Regions from separate parts of the Homo sapiens genome. Here region 2 is linked to region 1. The links are chromatin contacts, found by Hi-C or POLR2A ChIA-PET in ENCODE. All regions are on one chromosome and are shown on one strand. Each heading gives the region's core, a stretch centred on a gene start or an enhancer-like site at or near the end of the contact. The rest is flanking DNA. Distances are from core to core; before and after follow the strand shown. Region 1 overlaps LOC105372804 (a long non-coding RNA gene). Region 2 has its middle 60 kb from the start of IGSF5.

Region 1 (6,262 bases), core at 2,895-5,394:
TCCAAACTTGGCCACTAAACTTATTTATTTATTATTATTTTTTGAGACAGAGTCTCACTCTATCACCCAGGCTGGAGTGCAGTGGCACAATCTCTGCTCACTGCAACCTCCACCTCCCGGGTTCAGGTGATTCTCCAGCCTCAGCCTCCCAAGTAGCTGGGATTACAGGTGCCTGCCACCACACCCAGCTAATTTTTGTATTTTTAGTGGAGACGGGGTTTCACCATGTTGGCCAAGCTGGTCTCGAACTCCTGATCTCAGATGATCCGCCTGCCTTGGCTTCCCAAAGTACTGGGATTACAGGCATGAGCCGCTGCACCCGGCCTCAGCTTATTTTATTTATTTTGTTGAGGCAGGTTCTCATTATGTTGGCCAGGCTGGTCTCAAACTCCTGACCTCAAGGAATCATCTCATGTTGGCCTCCCAAAGTGCCGGGATTACAGGTGTGAGCCATCATACTCAGCCTCATTTTTTAAAAAAATTAATTTAATTTTTTCTGAGACAGGGCCCAGGCTGGAGTGCAGTGGCACAATCTCGGCTCACTGCAACTTCCACCTCACGTGTTCAAGAGATTCTCATGCCTCAGTCTTCCAAGTAGCTGGGATTACAGGTGCACGCCACCACATCCTGCTATTTATTTTTATTTTTAGTAGAGATGGGGTCTCACCATATTGGCCAGGCTGGTCTTGAACTCCTGGTCTCAAGTAATCTGCCCACCTCGGCCTCCCAAAGTGCTGGGATTGTAGGTGTGAGCCACCACGCCCCGCCTCATTTTTAAAAATAATGTTTTTCTACCCAATTGGATATGCTGCTGGAAAGAATGATTTAATTTTTTTCTGAGAATGGAATATATTTTTCCCCCTTCCCTTCCCCCTTCTCTTCCCCCTTCCCTTCCCTTCCCTTTTTCCTTCCCTTCCCCCTTCCCTCCTCCCTTCCCTTCCCTCCTCTCTTCCCTTCCCTCTCCCTCCCCCTCCCCCTCCCCATCCCCTCCTCCTTCCCCCTTTCCCCTCCCCTCCCCTCGTCTCTTCTCTTCTTGAGGCGGGGTCTCACTCTGTTGCCCAGGCTAGAATGCAGTGGTGTGACTATAGCTCACTGCAGCCTCCACCTCCTGGACTGAAGCCTCAAGCAATCCTCTCGCTGTAGCCTCCCGAGTCAGCTGGAACTACAGGTGTATGCCATCATGCCTGGATAATTTTAAATTTCTTTGTAGAGACGGGGTTTCACCATTTACTTACCTAGACTGTCTCAAACTGCTGGGCTCAAGCGATGCACCTGCCTTGGGGGATTCTTAGTAAATCTACAGGGCTGTGCAACCATCACCACAATCCAGTTTTGGAACACTTAAATCACCTGGAAAAGATCCCGCCTGTCCATCTGCAGCCAATCCTGGCCATAACTCCCGAAGCCCCAGGTAACCACTGATCCACTTTCTTTTACCGTAGCTTAAAATCTTCTGCCTCTGACTAGCCTGGGAAACATAATGAGACCTTGTCTCTACAAAAAATTTAAAAATTAGCTGGTCATAGTGTCATGTATCTCTAGTCCCAGCTACCTGGGAGACAGAGGTGGAAGGATCGCTTGAGGCTGGGAGGCAGAGGTTGCAGTGAGTCGTGATTGAGCTACTGCACTGTAACTAGGGTGACAGAGCAAGACCCTGTCTCAGGAACACAACAAAACAACCTTCCGCTCTTCAAAGGACAGTGTTAAGAGAATGAAAAGACAAGCCACAGACTGGGATAAAATGTTTGCAAAACATATTACAGATAAAGGATTTGTATACAGAATAAACTCAACATTATAATAGATAATAAACAACTCAGTAAAGAAAGGGGCAACAAAGATCTGAACAGATATTTCATCAAAGATATAAGAATGACAAGCATATGAAAATGTGTTCAATATTAGTAGTCATTAGGGAAATGCAAATATAGCAGAAAACTATAATGAGATACCATTACCCCTTATTAGAATGGCTAGATTGAAAAGACTGACACTACCAAGTATTGGTGAGGATGTGGAGGAACTGGAACTCCTGTGGTTGGTTGGTTTGTTTGTTTGTTTTTGAGACGGAGTCTCATTCTGTCTCCCAGGCTGGAGTACAGTGGCATGATCTCTGCTCACTGCAACCTCTGCCTCCTGGGTTCAGGTGATTCTCTCACCTCAGTCTCCCCAAGTAGCTGAGATTACAGGTGCCCATCAACCAGCCCGGCTAATTTTTGTATTTTTAGTAGAGACAGGGTTTCACCATGTTGGCCAGGCTGGTCTTGAACTCCTGACCTCAGGTGATCCACCCGCCTTGGCCTCCCAAAGTGCTGGGATTACAGGTGTGAGCCACTGCGCCCGGCCGGAACTGGAACTCTTGTACGCTGTTAGTCACTGCTAGAGGGAATATAAAATGGTATAACTGGCCAGGTGCTGTGGCTCCCGCCTGTAATCCCAGCACTTTGAGGGCGAGGCGGGTAGATCACGAGGTCAAGAGATCGAGACCATCCTGGCCAACATGGTGAAACCCTGTCTCTACTAAAAATACAAAATTATCTGGGCATGGTGGCGCGCGCCTGTAGTCCCAGCTACTCGGGAAGTTGAGGCAGGAGAATCGCTTGAACCCAGGGGGCAGAGGTTGCAGTGAGCCGAGATCACGCCACTGCACTACAGCCTGGGCGACAGAGTGAGACTCCATCTCAAAAAAAAAAAAAAAAAGGTATAACTATGCTATACTACTTTGCAAAAGAGGTTAGCAGTTTCTTGAAATACATTTCTTTTTTTTTGAGACAGAGTCTTGCTGTCACCCAGGCTGGAGTGTAGTGGTGCAATCTCGGCTCACTGCAAGCTCCGCCTCCCGGGTTCAAGCAATTCTTTCACCTCAGTCTCCCCAAGTAGCTGAGATTACAGGTGCCCACTAACCTGCCGGCTAAGTTTTGTATTTTTAGTAGAGACAGGGTTTCACCATGTTGGCCAGGCTGGTCTTGAACTCCTGACCTCAGGTGATCTGCCCGACTCAGCCTCCTAAAGTGTTGGGATTACAGGCATAAGCCACTGTGCCCAGCCAGAACTGGAACTCTCGTACACTGTTAGTCACTGCTAGAAGGAATGTAAAATAGTATAACTGGCCAGGCATGGTGGCTCCTGCCTGTAATCCCAGCACTTTGAGTCCGAGGCAGGTGGATCACGAGGTCAAGAGATCAAGACCGTCCTGGCCAACATGGTGAAACCCCATCTCTACTAAAAATACAAAAATTACAAAAATACAAAAATTATCTCTCCGAGTCCCATCTACTAGAGAGGCTGAGGCTGGAGAATCACTTGAACCTGGGAGGTGGAGGTTGCAGTGAGCCGAGATCGCACCACTGCACTCCACCCTGGCGACAGAGTGAGACTCCGTCTCAAAAAAAAAGGTATAACTATGTTATACTACTTTGCAAAACAGTTTCTCAAAATACTTTTTTTTTAGGGATGGGGTCTCACTATGTTGCCGAGGCTGGTCACCAACTCCTCAGCTCTAGTAATCCTCTCACTGCAGCCTCCCAAGTACTGGGACTACAGGCACATCCACTGCTCTGGCTCATAAACCTTTTTTTTTTTCCTTTTTTTTTTTTTTTATAGGCAGGAGAACTGTATCTTCAAAAATGTCAATATAATAAAAAACAAAGAAAAGATATGGAAATGTTTCAGATTAAAGGAGGCCAAAGAGACATGTAAATTAAATAAAATACCTGACCCTGGATCTTTTTTTTGTTTTTGAGATGGAGTTTCGCTGTCGTTGTCTAGGCTGGAGTGCAATGGCTCGATATCAGCTCACTGCAACCTCCGCCTCCTGGGTTCAAGCGAGTCTCCTGCCTCAGCCTCCCATGTAGCTGGGATTACAGATGTCCACCACCATGCCCAGCTCATTTTTGTATTTGTCATAGAGACGGGGTTTCACCGTGTTGGCCAGGCTGGTCTCGAACTCCTGACCTCAGGTGATCCACACGCCTTGACCTCCCAAAGTGCTGGGATTACAGACATGAGCCACCACGCCTGGCCAACCCTAGATCTTATACTGAAGGAGAAAAATGCTACAAAGGAAATTATGCAGTCAGTTGACAAAATTGGAACACAAATAGCAGATTAAAGTATTGTATTAATGTTAACATTACAGAAGTTGACAAATTATGTAAGAGGCCGGGCGAAGTGACTCACACCTGTAATCCCAGCACTTTGGGAGGCTGAGGTGGGTGAATCACCTGAGGTCAGGAGTTTGAGACCAGCCTTGCCAACATGGTGTAACCCCGTCTCTACTAAAAATACAAAAATTAGCTGGGAGTGGTGGCGCATGCCTGTAACCCCAGCTACTCGGAGGCTGAGGCAGGAGAATCACTTGAACCTGGGAGACAGAGGTTGTAGTGAGCCAAGATTGCGCCACTGCACTCCAGCCTGGGTGACAGAGCAAGACCTTGTCTCCAAAAAAAATGTAAGAGTACATTGTTAGTGACACACACACACACACACACACACACACACACACAGAGAGAGAGAGAAAGAATGAGAGAGCGAGAAGGAGAAAAGAATGAGAGAGAGAGAGAAACAGAGAACAAGTCCCCAAAGAACCTTGGTCAACCCAGCTCTCCCCTTCTTGCTTGCGGTTCCCAGGCAGAATGTACCAAGATTGCAACATCCTGAGATAAAGAGGAACAACCCAGGCTCTCTCCACGATCCTCCTAGAACAGATGTCCTGCAACACTTGTGATCAGTTAAGTCAAGTCCTGGCCAGAGTATAAAACCCAGAGTTGGGGGGTGGTGTGCTTTCTGAGTCCCTCAGCTGCAGTGTGAAGTGGAGCTCGTGCAGATGAGACTTCCTCTGTCCTATGCACCTTTCTTGAGGCTTGGGGACCAGCTCACCGTGGATCCTAGGCTTCTGTTGGCTTTTGCCGCCTTTCTGGGAGTAATAAAGTTGCTTTGCCTTACTTGTGTAAGTGTTCTATCTCCCTGGACTTATACTCGGACAGCTGGGTTTGTGCAAAATCTCCTAGCAAATGCAGGAATCTTAGCAGAAATTAACGAGGTGTTTAGAGCCCTCCCTTGGGATTGGTAATCAGTGTGTGATGTTTCTCTCTCAGTGATTGACACTGGTGTATGGTATTCTGCTTAACAGAGGGAGAGAAAGAACATGAAGGAGCAAATGAAGTAAAATGAACTAGGTTAATCTAAATTAAGGATTTTTTTTTTTTTTTTTGAGACAAGGTCTTGCTATGTTGCCTAGGTTGGTCTTGAACTCCTGGCCTCAAGCGATCCTCTCACCTTAGCTTCCCAAAGTGCTTGGATTATAGGTGTGAACCACCAGCTCTGCCTACATTGAATGTTCTTGACACCATTTTTATTTTTTGCAACTTTTCTTTCTTTCTTTCCATTTTGGGACAGAGTCTTGCTCTGTCACCCAGGCTGGAGTGCAGTGGTGCAATCACAACTTATTGCAGCCTTGAGCTCCTGGGCTCAAGCAATCCTCCCACCTCAGCTTCCCAAGTAGCTGGGACTACAGGTGTGCACCACCATGCCTGGCTAATTAAGAAAAAAGAATATTTTTTAGAGACAGGGTCTCTCTCTCTATGCTGCTCAGTCTGATCTCAAACTCCTGGGCTCAAGTGATTCTCCTGGCTTCACCTCCCAAGGTGCTGGAATTACAGGCTTGAGCCACTGTGCCTGGCCACAACTTTTCTACAAATTTGAAACTATTTTAAAATAAAAACTTTCAATATTTTAATTATTTTTAAAACGAAGATGGCATGGCATAAAATAAAAACAAATTTAAAAAGCAAACGAAAGTTTATTTAGAGATAAATTTCTGGGCATAGTGCTAAGCCTGTGAAAATTTATGGTCTAAATAAAGTTGGCTGCACTAATAACCATAAGATTAATTTTTAACCTATTGAACTTTACCTAATCAGAAGGCCTTGGTGTAAAATACGGACTAAAATAAAAACATATTAAAGGTTATCTGGGGCCGGATGTGGTGGCTCATGCCTGTAATCCCAACACTTTGGGAGGCCGAGGTGGGTGGATGACTTGAGGTCAGGAGTTCGAGACCAGCCTGGCCAACATGGTGAAACCCCATCTCTACTAAAAATACAAAAATTAACAGGGCATGGTGGTACGTGCCTGTAATCCCAGCTACTTGGAAGGCTGAGAGGCAGGAGAATTACTTGAACCTGGGAGGCGAAAGTTGCAGTGAGCCAAGATTGTGTCACTGCACTCCAGCCTGGGCAACAGAGCGAGATTCCATCTCAAA
Region 2 (7,092 bases), core at 4,319-6,818, 320 kb after region 1:
AAAGTTTATTGAAAAAAACAAAATAAAACAAATGAACTTCGCTGTGTATTGACTTTGTAGTATGGTAACATATGGTTTCACAGTATTTCAAGTGACTTTAAAACATGGTACCTTGCCTACCCTCAGTAGGATAAACCCTAAAAACAAAAAGAATGGCAAAAAAAAAAATACTTTAAACTCCTTTCAGGGATCTTGTCTGTGGTGGTAGAGTTGATGTGGTCATTCCTAGACAATTATATCTGTAATGTGAAATGAAGCAAGTGAGTAATTACATTGAGAACCAGAATGTTCAGTGTTGCTGAGAGGAGATGCGAATGTAAGATCTATGAGGTTAAATAAACACTCTGTTGCTCCGAACTTGATTTGGCAATATCAAGCTACACTCATGATGTAATTTCTTTCTGTCTTAAAAACATTTCCTTATTTTTGTCTAGGCTACAGGACTAGAGACAATGAATAATCCTTCAGCAATGAAGACTCTCACTGTCCATATTGTGCTAAAAAAAAAAAAAAAACCCACAAACAAAACACACAATCTAGAGATCCTTGAAAAAATGGCTGATTTCAGAATTGAGGTAGAAATTGTAGAAGATAAGCTTGAAATATGTTATCCTACCAGAAAGCAGGCAAGCCAGCAAGCACTATGGGATCATGTCACAAAGACTCAGGAGCCTGTAGTCTATATAACAAGCCTGTAGTCTCATTACAATTAGTTGTAATAAGAATAATTAGACTAGGTGTGGTGGCTCATGCCTGTAATCCCAACAATTTGGGAGCCCAAGGCAGGAGGATCACTTGAGTCTGGGGGTTCAAGACCAGCCTAGGCAATGTAGTGAGACCCCAATTCTACAAAAATAAAAAAAAAATTAGCCCAGGATGGTGGCATGCAGCTGTGGTCCCAGCTACTTGAAAGGCTGAGGCAGGAAGCTCACTTGAGCCTGACAGGTCAAGGCTGCAGTGAGCCATGATTGGGCCACGGTACTCTATGCTGGGCAGCAGAGTAAGACCCTGTCTCAAAAACAAACAAACAAACAAACAAACAAACATCACTGCATTGGAATCCCATTAGTTGTCTAATGATACTAAAACACACACACACATCAGTCATATTTAGAAAATATCAGGGGACCAATTCACTATTTTTGGAAGTATAAACAAAGAGAAAGGGTATAACATGTATCCTGATTTTTCTGTATAAAATATACTGCATATCAGGGGTTGGAGAACCAGAGCTTGAGAGTCAAATTGGGCCTGCTGCTCTGTTTTTGTGAATAAAGTTTTATTGGAACACAGTGGGTTTGTCTGTGGCCTCTCTCACACTATGGCAGTAGAGCTAAGTAGTTGCCAAAAAGACCATATGGCCCAGAAAGCCAAACATATTTATCATTGGGCCCTAATGTAGGTTGAACCCTGCCTTAGGGTATCTATATATTTGACGAGGGGAGCTATCCTTTTTTAAAAAATAATTTTTATTTTTAATTTTTGTGGGCACATAGTAGGCATATATATTTATCGGGTACATGAGATATTTTGATATAAAGGGAGCTATCTTTTAATAGCTGTATTGAAGATAATAAATAAAAAAGGAGTGATAGAATATCACCAGCTTGCAACTATTAATACAAATAGGGGAACAAATTAATAATTATAAATGGTTGCTAATATTATTGAAGAGAGACAACCAGATACTAAAGGCTTTCTGATAGAATTGCATGATACCACCTGCATTAGTCCGTTTTCATGCTGCTGATAAAGACATACCTGAAACTGGCAATTTATAAAAGAAAGAGGTTTAATTGAGCTTACAGTTCCACATCGCTGGGGAAGCCTCACAATCATGGTGGAAGGCAAGGAGGAGCAAATCATGTCTTACATGGATGGCAGTAGGCAAAGAGAAGCCTTGTGCAGGGAAACTCCCCCTTATAAAACCATCAAATCTCATGAGACTTATTCACTATCATGAGAACAGCATGGGAAAGACCTGCCCCCATGATTCAATGACCTACCACCAGATCCTTCCCACAGCACATGGGAATTCAAGAAGAGATTTGGGTGGGGACACAGCCAAACCATATCACCACTTATGAAATATTCTTGCAAAAACAAAAACAAAAAAAAATCAAATCTAAATCAGGTCAGACTTTTATATCTAACTACCAATCTACAGGAAATCCAGGGGACAGAAGAATCTCTTGACTAGCAACACAGGCAATCAGCAAAGTCTCGGATGGTGGGAAACTATGGGACAAACAACCGGGTTTCTTCCACAAATATATTGTAAGGAAAAGAGAATGCAGTGGTGGGATGGGGAGGAGCTTATGGATTAAGACAGAAAGAAAGCAACATTGTGGGCAATTGCAATTTATGGCTGTTTCTTATTTTCTGATTACAACACAAATACTCTGATAAAACATTTGTAAGTGGGGAAATTAAACACATTCTAGATATTTGATAACATCACAGAATTATTGTTAAATTTTAGATGTGATAGTTGTATTATGGCTGTGTTTAAAAGAGTTCTTGTCTTTTACAGATGCATACTGGAATATTTATGAACAATAAAATATCTGGTATTTGCTTCCAAATAATTTGACATAATTGGAAGGAAGTGGGTGGGTATGTCAATGAAGCAGATAAGTTGATAATATTGAAGTTGGCTAATAGTTACATGTAGGGTTGTCATACTATTTTCTCCACTTTTATATATGTATTAGTTTTCTGTGGGTGTTGTAAGAAATAACCACAAACTTGGTGACTTAAAACAAGGTTAAATTTATCTTACAGTTCTGTAGATCAGAAGTCCAACATGAGTCTCATGGTGCTAAAATCATGGTGTCAGTAGGTGTCTTCGTCTGTTCTGTGCTGCTGTAACAATACCTGAGGCTGGGTAATGTATAATGAACAGAAACTTATTTCCAATAGTTTTAGAGATGGTAAAGTCCGAGATCAAGGGGCTGGCATCTGGTGAGGGTCTTCTTGCTGTGTCATCCCATAGCAGAAGTTAGAAGAGCAAGGAAGGGTAAGAGAGAGCAAGAGATCAAACTCAAAGACTCAAGCCCTTTTATAATCAACATTAATCCATTCATGAGGGTGAAGCCCTCATTACCTAAATGCTTAAGGCCTACGTCTTAACACTGTTGCACTGGGGATTAAGTTTCCAACACATGCCTTTTGGGGACATAGTCTAGCGATAGCGGTGGGCAGGGCTGCATTCCTTTCTGGAAGCTCTGGGGAGAATGTTTCCCTGCCTTTTCCAGCTTTTAGAGGCTGCATATTCCTAAACTTGTGACCCTTTCTTTCACCTTCAAAGCCTCAAGGGCAGGTTGAGTCCTTCTTATGCTGCCATCTCTTTGGGTTCTCACCAGCCATGAAATATCCTCTGCTTTAAAAACCTCCTGTGGTTACACTGGGCTCACTGGTTAGTCCAGGATAATCTCCCCATCTCAAGGTCAGATGATTAGCAACCTTAATTTCCCTTTGCCATGTAATCTAACATATTCACAAAGTCTAGGAATTAGGGTGTAGATATCTGTGGCGGATGGAATTATTCTGCCTGCTACATTATATGTTAGGCATTTTCCACAATAGAATGTAGAAAACAATATACAAAAGTTACCTGAGGAAAAGCACACCCTTCATTTTTTTCTTTAGACTGTGTTTATTAATTGTCTGCACAACCAATTAAGTTTAGAGCAAAAGTTGAACATGGTCCATGGTAATAAGGATATTAACTTTGCCCTATTTATGACACCAAGAGGAAAATGCAGATGTTGTAATCTCATCACTATGTAGATTGCATCTAAAGCATTGAATAGAAAGAGGAACCATTATAGGATGATGCTACAGATAAAATTTAGTTTGCCTAATTTATTATCTTGTTTTCAAAGCAAAACTGTAACGTGGTGGTGAATTATATAAAAAGAAGCTAATTGGTAGGAAAAAGTCAATTAAAAATAGCACTTTACCATTATAAAACATTTGTACTCATTCTCATTCAGCTTCACAACAACCCTTCTGTTGGGCAGGATATGTGTACTTTTTTCCTTTTGTAGGTGAAGAAGTTAATTGAGACTCTGGAAGTAAGGATTTGTTTTAACTTTTCTCCGTTAACTGGCAAGATGAGGAGCGGGACCCAGCTCTTTTGATTCCACTGCACCAAATTGCCTTGGTAACCACCAGAGAAACGCTGGGATGTGTTCCGAATACTCTGTTTATTAAGAAAAAGATGGGTGTAACTCCATATTAAATTTTCCATAAACACTAGATACACCAGGTATAAAATTTAAGGTATCCGTTTAATGGTCACTGACATTGGGAATTCTCCCCAGCAGCCCTTCCTGCTCAGCTCTCACATCAACCTATGAACTCTGACTGTGAACTCCCAGTGCAGCTTTTTTATTTCCCAATTAATAGAAATAGCATCACTAAATCCCATAAGTTTCCTTTTCCGTGTACAATAGAAGATGGCGTTTCCCAGCGATGCCTGCAATTAAGCTGAGGCCATGTGACTGGTTCTAACCAATAGGTTGCAAGGAGAGAGTCAGGCGTGGCTTCTGGATTGAAACATGGAAGAGCAAGTGTGAATTCTCCTTACTTTTTTTTTTCCGCCCTTAGTGGTGATTTCTGAGGTCACTTGTTGACATGGTAGAGCCCCAGGTTGGAAGTGGCTTAGGTCTTAGTGAACCACTGAGGTACTATTTAACGCCAGTATCAGAGATGTTAACACCATAATTAAGAGTTAACCAATTATGAAACAGCGTGTGTTTCCGCTACAAAATCTGAGACTCTCGTAGCGGGCAGGGGTGTGTATTCAAGTTAATATTTCTTTGTTCTACAGTCTGACATCAATATATCTTATTTTCTTATTAAGGATTCTTATTGCCATTAAAGAAAAAAATTGCTTGGCAAAGATGAAAATAAATAGAGACTAAGCAATATTTGTAGCTTGTGAGAATTATAAAGACAGGACAAAATAATAATATAACTGGATGAGAAAGATAAGAGTGCGTGTTAGAGATTTGCGCTGTCATGGGCAGTTATGCCTCTTTAGGCGAGCAAATTGTGCTTGTTGCAGTGAGATTGGTGAGATGTAGGCCCGTTCTGACTGTGGATGGCAGCATGGCTTTCCACCCCAGCCAGACACAAAGGGCACAAGGTGGGGCAGGTGACCTACAGCCCTTGGACTGTGTCACTCTAGGGAACCTCTGCTCAGTCAGCCGTTCAGTTTACAAACCTTAGATTAAGACCTTTGAAAACAAGTTGAATGGTAAGGAAGTTTTCTCCCAGCAACAATGCAATAAACTGAAATTAAAATAGATAATCTAACATCTTATGTTTGTGTACTGTTAATGATTTACAAAGCATTTTTTCTTTTTGTGCCTCAGGATTACTCTGAGAGGTGGTGGGCAGAGCGATTAAACCCCCATTTCCTGGGAGGGTGCGTAGGATTCGCCTTCATGTCCCTTCCTGGCTTTACTTAGCACTCCACACTCTTTTCCTTGTTTGTTCATTTACACATAACGCTTTGGCAAATTGTTCTCCACGCAGAGTGTGTTAAGCTCAGTTCGTAACTCATGAACTCCTGTAGATTCCCCAGCTGCCCTTGCAATTAGTTTGGGACCAACTCCTACTGGCCGTTGACTTAAGATAGAAGGCAATTAAAAGCCACTGTGCCCTGTCCAACCTTTTCCCCGCTGAGCTGACCTTGGAGGCTGTGTATTCCAGTTGACAGTGTAGCCCACGGCCTCCATCGGCCTTAGGAATCAGAAATTAGCCTTTCCTGTGTGAAGACACTGACATTTCAGGGTTTATTCTGTGGTTTCATCATAACACATCCTATCCTGATTAATAAAATTACTTACTCTCCACACCTTCTAAGTGTATCATTAAGAGATGTTTCTAAGAATCCTTAGAAATTGGGGCTCTGAAATTGGAATGCGGAAACACTCCAGAACACAATCAGTATCATTTCCACTTTTAACTTTACATGAATTTTCCCATAGGCAGAATTTTATTTATTTTTTTATCAAAATCATACATTTACATAGTGTAAAATGTTACTAGTGCTATCAGGCTTATGAGTACTGACAGCAGCAGCTCTCTGCCCCAGCCCTTCTCTCCCAGGTCTGATTCCTTTCTGCGGTTTCCCCCGGCATTTATGTCTATATTTGTAAATAATACACTTATCCTGCTGTGTCATGTTCTATTGTTTCAGATGTTTTCTATTGACTTTCCACTACTGCAGATGAGGATTCAGCCACCTTTTCCCCCTCACCACCACTGCGCCTCCCCCATCTTCTCATTATATCACAATTTTTGGCTAAATCTGAATTTACTATTTATTATTTATAACCATGTAAATATTGCTGACTGCTAGGACAAGTAGTGTGCTTTGATTACATATATTTTTTTTTCTGTGAAAGTTCCTCTTTATTTTTTATTTGCTTAGCTTGTGTATCAGTAATGCTTCCCCCTTCATTCAAGCACCGTCAGTTCTAGTTTCCACATGGCTGAAGGTCATGGATCATTTTCTGATTGGAGCCTGTGCTCATGGCACTTGCTCTTCCTCCCACAGTTGGATCTGGCTGGGTTGCTCCCCAGCTGCCATCCCAGATCTCATTTCCTGGAGTCCATGTCTACCTTCTTTTGGTTTATACTCTTTTGTGAATGGAGCACACCCTTTTGGAGTTTCCAGAGAAAAGGTGCATGACAGGTGAAACTTTTGATATCTTGCTAATGTGAAAATGTTTGCTGATATTGCTGTGAATAGCTTGACAGTTTGGATTTGGAAATGGAGTAGAAAATAATTTCCTTCCCAGTCCATCTCTGGAAGCACACACTGGGAGTGGTTGCCCTTGAGGAGGAAAACAGCTTAGGGATGGAGCGAGACTTACTTCACTATATAACTTTTTGTACTATTCAACTTTTAGAAACCATTTGTAGACACTGCTTTACGAAACTTAAATAGACATTAGTAAACAGAAATCATGAGCAATATGGAGAATATACTGCCCCCAGTTTACCATGTGCTGCATTGTATTTAATATTTAGTCCTATGAGCAATGCATTTATTGCCATGCAAGAATTTTAGCA

What was found. A loop is a pair of places that touch in the nucleus more often than their neighbours do. ChIA-PET counts read pairs that join two places held with the same protein, here RNA polymerase II (POLR2A).
Region 2: a loop to region 1 is called in a map with no recorded cell type, with 18 times the contacts of the local background. The contact joins two enhancer-like sites. A Hi-C loop is called at or near these places in 1 of 37 single-sample maps with no recorded cell type. POLR2A ChIA-PET finds 5 or more read pairs at or near these places in 1 of 52 experiments (WTC11).

What each region holds. Positions count from the first base shown.
Region 1 is chr21:39,365,952-39,372,213 of GRCh38, forward strand. LOC105372804 (a long non-coding RNA gene) reads left to right here. Exons shown (of 3, transcript XR_937717.2): 2 at 1,211-1,411; 3 at 4,630-4,943. Among named protein-coding and RNA genes, the nearest start is that of GET1, 11 kb to the right of the region's middle. Within about 2 kb of position 4,145, at least 3 of the 41 ENCODE cell types and tissues checked have a DNase peak (open chromatin) inside an H3K27ac peak, as active enhancers do.
Region 2 is chr21:39,681,688-39,688,779 of GRCh38, forward strand. No RefSeq gene overlaps it. Among named protein-coding and RNA genes, the nearest start is that of IGSF5, 60 kb to the right of the region's middle. Within about 2 kb of position 5,569, at least 3 of the 41 ENCODE cell types and tissues checked have a DNase peak (open chromatin) inside an H3K27ac peak, as active enhancers do.